Regions from separate parts of the Homo sapiens genome. Here region 2 is linked to region 1. Evidence: chromatin loops called from intact Hi-C (ENCODE). Cell type or tissue: right lobe of liver. All regions are shown on one strand. Links, peaks and the distances in the headings refer to the core of each region. The heading gives the core; the rest is flanking DNA.

What was found. A loop is a pair of places that touch in the nucleus more often than their neighbours do. Peaks named below come from ENCODE experiments on the same cell type or tissue, not always from the same donor. Only the 100,000 strongest peaks of a DNase experiment are listed, where the experiment ranks them.
Region 2: it touches region 1 in a loop (2.3-fold over the local background); 78 of 110 quality-filtered maps call a loop at or near these places.

Annotation. Positions count from the first base shown.
Region 1 is chr7:36,992,409-36,997,790 of GRCh38, reverse strand. The region is part of intron 16 of ELMO1 (engulfment and cell motility 1); the gene reads left to right. Among named protein-coding and RNA genes, the nearest start is that of ELMO1-AS1, 2.7 kb to the left of the region's middle. In right lobe of liver, for the core only: no CTCF peak of the experiment used is centred there; no DNase peak of the experiment used is centred there.
Region 2 is chr7:37,171,704-37,177,085 of GRCh38, reverse strand. The region is part of intron 13 of ELMO1 (engulfment and cell motility 1); the gene reads left to right. Among named protein-coding and RNA genes, the nearest start is that of ELMO1-AS1, 180 kb to the right of the region's middle. In right lobe of liver, for the core only: no CTCF peak of the experiment used is centred there; no DNase peak of the experiment used is centred there.

The DNA.
Region 1 (5,382 bases), core at 244-5,243:
CTTTAGCACAGGCATTCCCTGAGGCCCTCCTCTTTTCCTCTCCTACCACTGCCTCCTCCCCACCTTCAACCAGCACCTGAGGCAGACAGAATTCCACCCTCATCGTCTTCTGAGCTCCACCCCTGTGGATGGTCTGCAGACTCCTCAAACTCGGGATGTCCAAAGCTAAACTCTCCATTCTCATGGCTCCGTTCCTGCTGCTGCTTCTGTGGGCTCTAACTCCAGGAGTGACACCACAATCACCCCATATCTTGGACTTGAAATCCAGGAGAGATCTCTGGCTTCCCTACCTTTTCTCTCTAGTAGGTCCCCAAGTCCTACTGATTCACCACTCTATGAGAAGGGCCACCTGCCTTTTAATGCTGTGACTCCACTTTCCTGCACCATTATCTCAGCCCCAGTCTCTGTGCAGGAACACATGCCAGCATGAAAAATCAATTGGCTTTTGTCAGGCCATAAATACCACCAAAAGAAAATCTAAAGGTGTTGTTAAGACAGAAAAAAACAAAATCATTTTCCTTCTCTCCTGGAAATAGCTTAAATTTTTTTTCTGGTCTTAAAAGAAATCATTCCTCTCAAGAATCACTTTCTCCTGTCATAGCTTAGCCACCCTGTGCCTTTCACTTATGGACTCAGTTTGTTCTGTATCCTGCCTTCCCGCCACCATCATCTCTTGTGTAGACGATGTGTTTGTTTTTTAATTGGTCTTCCTAAATCTGGACTTGACCCAAGCCTAAGTTCTCTCTCCCCTAGCTGCCAGAAACACCTTTCTAGGACACAGCTCTTCTCATGAGACATCTGTCTTCAAAAACCTCTGGCTCTCTCTTCTTCCAGCAGGATAGAAAAACTCCACATTCTGTCCTAAACCACTCTTCCAAACAACATGTCTATTACGTCTAGCAGCACACCTCCTACTAACCTATCGTTAGTCATACTGAGTGCCCAGCATGCCTTGCACTTCCCAGTATCTGTCCCTGATTGTGTTCCCTCAGCAAGGAGGAACCTTCACTCTTTCCGGTGAAAAATCTGCCTGTCCTTCAAGGCCCAACTCATGGGCCCTGCAAAGTCCCTCCATGGGGACAGGAGGAATTTTCCCTCTTATGTTCACTTTTCTTCCCCTCTCTTGTAGCACTTAACTTACTCAGCTATATGCTAAGTTCGGAAACTTATTTTAGCCAATTATCTTTGATTTAAATGGGTTCCCATTCATTCTCTGTCCCACCTCATGGCTACCTTGAGGCAATGCTGCAGAATTCCAAAGGCTTGAAAATCATATCTACTCTCTCTGTTTCTTGACTCTACCCCTAAGAACCAGGACTGATTCTCACTCACCTTTCTACCCCAGAGTGCCTACCAAAAAGAAAGAAATATATATGAGCTTAACAAATGTTACTTAAATTGAATTTTTATCCTATTGTTGAAAAAAATAGCTAATAATGTTTATTTTTAAATCAGCTGATAAGGTCTTAAAAGGAAAAAGCACACTCTAGGACAAACTTTGCAATCTACAGAACAAACAGTCTTATGGACTCAGTTTGGCATTGAAGGGCATTGTGTGGCTATGACAGGAAAAAGAGTGATTCTTCTAGTGGCGATTTCTTTTAAGACCAAGATGAAAAAAATTAAGCTATTTCCAAAAGAAAAGGAAAGGGAATATTTTTTTCTGTCTTAAAAACGTCTTTGGATTTTCTTTTGGTGATATTTATTGTCTGACAAAAGCCAATTGATTTTTCATGCTGGAATGTGCTCCCACACAGACAGGGCTGAGATGATGGCAAAGACTTCCCTTCCCAAACCACGCTGGGCTGAGTCTGGAGATCCCTGGCTTCCAGCTGTTTGTGAGGTCAATTACACCCCTCTGCATGGGGAGGAGACAAGGTTCCTTTGGCTCATCATCCTTTGGCTCAATGTTGGAAATTCACCAACATTGATTATCTCATTTGTAGATTATCTCATTTGTATAATACAGCCATTTAGAATCATAGTCATTCAAGGGGGGAAAACAAAGATGTGCATATAGATGTTCATTTCATTGTTACTTACGAGTGAGAAATTGAAAATAGCCCAACTATTCAACAGTGGGGATTGATAAATTAATTTATGGATACATTTATTTATCTGTTAAAATTTTTTTTACTCATTCAGAATGATATTCATGAATAGTATCTAAATATCAGAAACATGTTTTGTAGTATATTAAATGTGAGTAGAGCAGCCTGCAAAATTATATCTCAACTAAATAAAACTACAAACTAAAAAGGATTGAATGATTTTTTTTTTTTTTGAGACAGAGTCTCACTCTGTCACCAGGGTAGAGTGCAGTGGCGTGATCTTGGCTCACTGCAACCTCCACATCCTGGGTTCAAGCGATTCTCCTGCCTCAGCCTCCCAAGTAGCTGGGACTAAAGGTGTGCACCACCATGCCCAGCTAATTTTTGTACTTCTAGTAGAAACGGGGTTTCACAATGTTGGCCAGGATGGTCTTGATCTCCTGACCTCATGATCTGCTCACTGCGGTCTCCCAAAGTGCTGGGATTGCAAGCGTGAGCCACGGCACCCAGCCAGGTTGAATGATTTTAACAATGGCTTCTATGATGTTGGGTTGTGGGTTTGAAAGAAAAATGGTTTCTTCTGCATAGTGTGATTAATTATATTTTTCTTTTTTACTATGTCTTTAATGTTCCCCATCTTTGCTACCTAACATGTATTATCTTACAATCATTTTTTTAAAGAAACACTTTAAATTTTGTGGGTGTGGAACTGGCACCAAGCTCCAGGTGTGGTCTGAGCAGTGGTGTCAGTCTAGGAGGAATTTCTTTATCTTGACATTCCATGTTATAACTTCAGGCTAAGTTTGTTTATTCTTCCTTGAAATAGAGCCTGGGTTTGGGCCAGCTTTGCCAGCCCAGCTAGTGCCCAGCATCTTAGCCTGAAGTTGATTGGTACTGAGATCAAAAGCCCTTCAGGCTTGATTCAAGAAAGACTCATTAACTGGAAGGAAGTTCTAAGCAGATGTGATACACTTAAGAAAGTAAGCCACATTGCAGACAGAGCTGGACCCAGCACCTAGAATGCTTGTAAAATGGATTTCTGAAAGGGGTAGTGTTCAGGAGTGCTTCTACACAGAGCACCCTAGTCCCTCTCAGACTGAGATTGCAGGAGTGGGAGGAGGAAGGAATGGGAGACAACAGGGGATGAGTCATTGAGATGTTTTCAGATATCCTCATCCCCATGGCTGTACCTACGATGCTGGATAGAATGACAGAAGTACTCAGAAGAAGGCTTGTATAACCTCTCTAAGTTTAAGGTTTGCAGTAGGATTTTGTCTTCTTGGCTAAGTTAACAGATACATCTAGAGATGGTATTCCTGGTGTTGTATTAGTAAAACCAGCCCTAGAGGGTTCCCAGTATTGGTGAGAGCTGTGAAAAGAGCTAAGTGTGCAATAGCCATAGCACATATATTGTATGGAAAGAATGCAAAGGAAAAATTACATAGAGGAAGAACTTTATTTAAGGGAGCATCATATGAATAGAAGCTCTCCAGGTGAGCAGAATAGAGTCTGCTTGGAAAAGATATTAAATATAATGAAATTCATGAACAGAAAATGTAATAAATGGAACTTTATTGTTTTCAAGACATTAAGGCTGTATTCTTGGGTTCCCAAGACTTGAAGGAAACACAGGGCGACATGTTAAATTGCATTATCTCAGGCACTTCCTAAATATTACTTGAATAAATGCACCAACTCCTCACTTCCCACTGGGATTTTTTTGTGTGTGAAATATGTTTTCTCAGTGTATGTTCAGAATAGCTGAGAGGTCCAACACAATAGACTCTCACAAAACATAAGCAAGAGCACTTATTCAAGGTTCAGTGTATGTGATTGTTTCAAAGATTTGCTTCGTCGTTCTCATGCTTTTCATTGTGTGGAGAGAATTGTAGGCAATGCATTTTGGAAACCATGTTCTAAATTTAGCTTGAGATGACTTGGTGGGGGTAGGGATACATTTTTCCATTGTATATACATGGATTGGTTATTGCCCTTCAGGGCCAATTTTTATTTTTAATATCAAATTAACTCTTTTCTGCAATTAGTAGCTTCAAGTTGCAGGCAAGTACTGGACAATAAAATAAAATTATATTTTTTTCTAAATTTAATTTCTCCACAAATTATGTTATAGAGCTTATTCTTGATGAAGATTGAGAATAGCCTGTCAAATATCATTTGCTTAGGGGTCATGGTTCACATTTCAAAGCTTCCTTTGATTGGAAGTATTCATAGATAGAGAACAGTTTGAAGCGATCTGGCTCTTACATGCTGTTGCTATTGAAAGATGGGTTTAAGAACAGCAATCCTGTTTTTGTGATGGCAGTGCTGGTTCACTAAGACTAGGCACACACTTAGTTGGTTTGTTTAGAGAGGTTATGTGTTGTTGCTGATATTCATTGTGTGACTGGTTTCTGATAAAGCCAACTTACTACCAAGATCCAAAGTTAAAACAACTGGGTTTAAACAGGACTCACCCTAGAATTTCATATGGTGACTCATTGGGCCTATGGGTACCCTCCCCCTGTGGTTCCATATCTGGCTCTGTACAGACCTCTTGGATCCCCCTTTAAGCTTCTCTGCTTTGTCCACCCCCTTCAGAACATGACCTCCCTGGAATTGACTGCCTTCATCTCTAGTTTCTTCTTCTTCTTCCTTGCTTGCCAGGGTAAGCTGAGTCTGCTTGTGTTCTTGACCTTGTTGGTTTCTGTCTTGCTCATCAGACCCTATATTCTTCCCCGCATCCCTGATGCACTCTTTTCTGATGTAGTGTAATCCCTGTTGTCACAGGAGACCGGAATGCATAGGTTATCTGTGAGCCTTTTCATTTGATAAAATACCTGTGAATGTGTGAGAAGAAAAAGCAGAAAAAGTAAGGGCATGAAATGTCTAACCATTTGAAAAAACATGGTGAGCCGTGGGTTTAATCTCTACACACTGCAATGAAATTTGTCCTCTAATGAGAATATCAGAAACTAGTTTTTTTCTCAAAAGGTAGAATTATTTGCATGTGAAATGGGTGTGTTTTGGAATTGGAAGAGGTTTACTTATTCATTAGATCTGAAAACCAAGGAGGATGTGATGAAGCTTTCCTTTTCCGATGGTGAAGAAGCTGTTTCTCATTTTGCACCATCTAAAGGATATCCTACCATTGGCCCAGTCGCTTTTTGTCACCATATTGCCAGTGGATGCGCTTGGCAAGACTCAGCTGAGAATTTTGGCATTTTCATTTTTCCTTCTGGCTTGATTTTTCATCAGCCTGCAATTCTGGAGTTCATTTCCATGGTATATTTGGAAAATTCAAATTGGCAAGTGATAAACACAGAATTTCACC
Region 2 (5,382 bases), core at 164-5,163, 180 kb before region 1:
ATTTCAGTTCCACTGGAAACTCTTCTTCCCACCTTTTATCTAGTTTGTAACATACAATGTCCATTTCTGCTGGGTCACTTTTCCCACTGGAAGATACATCTACAGTCCTTCCTAAGCATTTTTAATGGCTACACCATATCCGTACTTAGGCATTGAGCTGTGTCTTCCATATTGGTCTATGCCAGTATTGTCTGACGTTGATTATATAGTCGTCTAAAAGCTATAACTGTGTTTTCCTTTTCCCTTCTTTACTTTGTCTTCTAACTTTTGTTTACTGCAACCAATATCAGCATAAAAGTAATAGAGAAATAAAAGAAAATGTGTTCCATGTTTCCATGACAGTGCATCCGTTAGTTATTTTTGTTTCCTGTTTGCTTCCAGTTTTTGGTCATTTTGTAAATGGTCAAATAATTGTAATAGGAGGGAAAAGATTATTCTATGTTTTACTTGAAGCATTATCTCACAAGCACTTTTTCATATTGTTATACCACAATTACTTTTATGGCTGTTCATTCCATTGGGTTGATGCATTGTATATATTTTGATATTTTTAAGTACTGGACATTCAATGTTCTAGTATTTTTGTAAGCAATATTATATTGTACATTTTTATTCTTACAGCTTTCTGTTTCCTTTTCAGTTATCTCACTGCGATAGACCAAAATATTTGGAGACTTTCATGGTCGTTAGGCTATATGTTGCTTTTTGTTTTGTTTTATTTGTGACTATTTTTAGCACATTGTCATTTATAAGAAAGTACTTTGTCAATGCATAGGGAGGAGGTGACAATAAGGAAGCAGTCCTTTTCTTTGAAAGTATTGTTAGGATTCTGAGGAAGCTTTTCTAGGAAATGACAGTGAAAGTATAACAGTCGATGAGTCTTTGGGGAGCTTGGGAAATTGTTGAGATGTTAAAGGTCATTCTGAAATTAATTTGCCTAGCCCATTGTAGGCTATACTGAAATTATTATCTCTAGTAAATGACAGCATATTCTCAGCTATATCCAAAGACTGTTGTAGAACCAGCCACGATCTCCTGTATATCATTCCAAACATCACTTGAAAGTTCTTTCTTGTGTCTAATCTGAATCCTATGCTGCTGTGAAAATCATTTTCAGGTATTGCAGTTCAACTTGGAACTAAAAGTAACTATGTTCTTATACACTGAGAACAGAGACACTGTCCATTCTAAAGTGATCATGAGTCGTTTGTTGGTTTTGTTTTGTTTTGTTTTTTCTTTGAGACAGAATCTCACTCTGTCGCCCAGGCTGGAGTGCAGTGGTACAATCTCGGCTCACTGCAACCTCCGCCTCCTGGGTTCAAGTGATTCTGGTGCCTCAGCCTCCCGAGTAGCTGGGATTACAGGCGTGCACCACCACGCCCAGCTAATTTTTTGTATGTTTAGTAGAGACAAGGTTTCACCATGTTTCCCAGGCTGGTCTCGAACTCCTGAGCTCAGGCAATCTGCCTGCCTTGGCCTCCCAAAGTGCTAGGATTACAGGCATGAGCCACAGTGCCCAGCCTGTTGGGTTTTGAGTTGGGCATGGGGAAGAGTGAAAGCCAAGTGTCCCCAGAGGGTTAAGAAACCTGTTGGAAGGTGACCCTGGGTGTAACTCCATGGTGGGCCGCCCGTCTCAACTGCTGTTTGGTTTCAGCTGTCCTAAGGGGAGGACTGACTCTGCAGCCTGACAATACTTTCTGTGATGTGTTACTATTGGCATGCCGTTCCAACTGGACATTGAAAATTTGCAGACAAATGTAGAGATTTGGTAGTGACTAATTTGCATTGCACAAGGTGTTGGTAGTAGTGAACAGCTTGCTATGAAGCCCGTATTCAAAATTTGGAAGGAACAAACACTATGGATATGCTCATCTCACCAAACTACCCAACCTATTTTTCTTTCACTCCTTTTCTTTGTCTCCTTATTATTCTGCTGATCATTTTCTCTTTGCAGTGTTTCAAATGCTGTTTCTCTTTTCTTTTCCCGCCTTCCTTTTTTCCCTTCCACTCCTTTTTTCTATATCACCTTTCTCTCTGCCCCCTCCACTTTATCTCGGGTCCCACTTCGCCATTGATTTTTTACCATTCTTAACCCCTTTCCTCTTTTATTGAGAAAATAGGCTTTAAATTTGGAGTGTGCTAAGAAAATGTCGCTTTATGCTGAAAAACTGCAGGATTCAGGGACTGCATTTGTGGTGTGGCTTATTGATAGAAGAGAGGCTATGAAAGCTAGTGCTTACAAGTGATTTAAAGGTGACGGCTCAGTGTCTCAGGTGGACGTGATTATATTGTGGGACAGCTGGGTTCCATTTTAGCTTGATATTGACCTCTCCTTGCCATGTAATTAACAGTGTGCCAGCCACAGATCATAAAGTGAGTGCCGTTCAATGAATAACATCATGTACTGGTGCCTGGAGTTTGTTGTACCCATGGGACCTAGTGGGCATGGGGCATGCCTGGATATCTAGCCAGGAGTGACACTTAAGCTCAATTGCTGGATGCTGGATTACAAGAGCTCTGACATGCATCCTCAGATAGCCCGCTCGATACAGATGGCTGATGAGTTCTGAAGCTTCATGCTGATGTGTCCAGGAGCCCAGGGGCAAACTGACCCTTTCCTCTTTAGGCACAATGCCTGCGTCGGCTGTTTAGAAATCATCAGAAAACATTTTAATCTTAGGGGGCTCGATTTTTGGTGATTAAACTAGACCCCTAAATAGAGTTCTCTAAACCCCAAACACAATGAACAGAGATTCATAGTGAAGTAGGTTTGCCTCCGTGAATGAGTGTTGCAGTGAATCTCGTCCTTTTCTTGGCTTTGGTGTTGTGTAGTGATTAACAAAAACGTGAGATGACCGCTGGGCATCTTTATAGGAAAAAGGAAGTGGGAGGGTATTAAGCATAGAATGGATGCTCTCATTTGCTTGAGATGTGTAAAATAAGTTGGGGTAGAATGGGGAAGGGCAGAAGACTAAAGATTTAAGCCCCCCAGTCATGGTTTCATTTAATACGTTAAGGAATTTGATGAGGTAATTGGGCAGATTCAAGGCAAAGAGAGAGCAGGGCTGAGTATCAGTGATCTTCAGATAATCACTAAGGTATTATTCAGGACACAAGCCAGATGACGTTAGCTTCACCAGAAGATGGGCTGATGTGGCCATGGATTCAGTTAGTAATTCTTGGAATTGCTGGGGCTTGGGGCAGCCACCACCATGTGGTTTATCTTTGTCTAACCTCACTAAAGCCAGCCGAGCAGACACTGTCTGTTTGGGGCTTTCAGGTTTGGGGTGGTGGTTCTCAGTAGAGGCTGAAGAGGAAAGAGAGACCTTTTAAAAAGAAAATATTTCTTTTCTCTTCTCTATATAAGTTTTGAGCTTAACAGGCTTTGATCAAGAAGAATTTCACCTTGGGTTTCTGTTTTGAGTTACATCTCCTCAAGACGCTGCCATGGGGCTGGAGGAGAAGGTCAGAGAGAGGGAAAACTTGGACTGTGCTGAAACCCCTTTAGGCTCACTTATTTAGTTATTCACTCAGAAACAGCAGCATGGACTAGGAGCTATCTGTGCTTTTGCAATGTAGCTTCACTACTTAATTTGAAATAAATTCCCTTATAATAGGTCCAATGTATAATCCGAGGCAGATTTGAAATAACATTCAAAGAGTTTTTGGCCATCTACTCCATTGCTTCCTTCCATCAGTGGGGATCTCTGTGACGTGGCTTGTACTCCCTCAATGGTCCTTTTTCTTGGAACCTCACATGGTCACTTTGGGCCAGAAGATGGTATAGCATGAATAAGAAGAGGTGGCCTGCAGTCCTAGGTGCTGGTCCATACTGGCCAGGACAGAGAATACAGGATATCACATAGTCTCTAAATACAATTTCAAAGAGTGCATCTCTAGAGTTAAGTGAGTTTGCCTTAAATTCTGTGCAGTTGCAGATGATGTAATCCATTTATAAACATTTTATTAGGCAGATTAAATTAAGATACAGGAAATGCTATTTCACATTTCGTTGAAGAGGAAAGTCAAGTCTTGTGAACGTTGTTTACTATAACAGAAGGTTCTTACATATCCATCTCAACTCAATTTTCTTATTGTTTCAGGATCCGAGTTCCCTGCTGACTTCTACTCCTTGCACAGTAAAAAGTCAATCTGCTAGGAGCTTGCTGAGATGAGTAAGAGCCGTCTGCTAGTTAAGGGAAATTTGGACTCAATGAAAATAGTCAATGGAAACCTCTGTTTGCTGTATCAAGCATGCAGTACTTATACCCGTACATGGAACAAATTTTTTTTTAGCTTCAATGTTGTAAGGAAGATAGCAATTTTCCTTCTCAGCGTAACATATAAATGTACTACTTGGAAATCGAGTAGTTGGCTTGAGTTCTAGTTCTGGTATTGTCGGCAATGTACTCGCCTAAGACAAGCCCTTTGACCACTATCTATAGACTCTAATATCCTAATCAAGGTTATTAGTACCTTCTGATAGTAGCTTAGCTCCTCCATTTACAGCAAATCTTACTTTTTCTGCATTCAGCTGATGAAGTCTATGAAAGAATAGCAGGAATAATAAGCTAGTTTTGGTGTTTTGGCCTTTTGGATAGGAATGCAGGGAGGAAATGAAATGAAGGATGTCTTGAAATGTCTCACTTAGACTTTCTTATGTTCAGAGAAATACAGAGAGAACATTTCCTAGATATTGAGGGTAAATTTCTCTTCTTGAACTATCTTAAGTGCCTCAGAAGAGGACTTCAGTTTGAGATGACTTTTTTTTTTTTTTAATGTAAGCACAGACAATTCTCTCTCCACCCTCAACCCTTTACACAATTTCTGAGAACAGCGATTTTCAACGAAGGGGAGGAACAGAAATGAAGTTGACAAGAGAAGCCATCTAAAATTAAAACTCTCCATATGGAATTGCTTTTTCTTTTCCTCCAGAGAGTGTACTCACTCTAAGTCAGCTCTGTCTTTGAACATTTTCTTACAGGATAGTCATTGGAGGCTCTGATAACTCCTAGCTTCTATTATTGTCCAGCTTGTATCTTTTAAATGTCAAAACTATGTTCTTCCAAATGACAAATTTTTATTTTTAAAATATTTTTACTAACTTTACTTGTATGTTGAACAGATAATAGTACAAAATTCAAAAACAAAAGACCCAACTTGGTGAATTTTGTTGATTTTTAGTCTTTGGATTGAATCTGATGGTGTTTAGAAGTTGATGGGGTATAAGTAGCTCTCTAAGCTAGATCCTTTATTGCTTCCCATCAGTCTAAAATGTATTAGAAGAGAAAGGCGGCCAGGCGTGGTGGCTCACGCCTGTAATCCCAGCACTTTGGGAGGCCGAGGTGGGCAGATCACGAGGTCAGGAGATCGAGACCATCC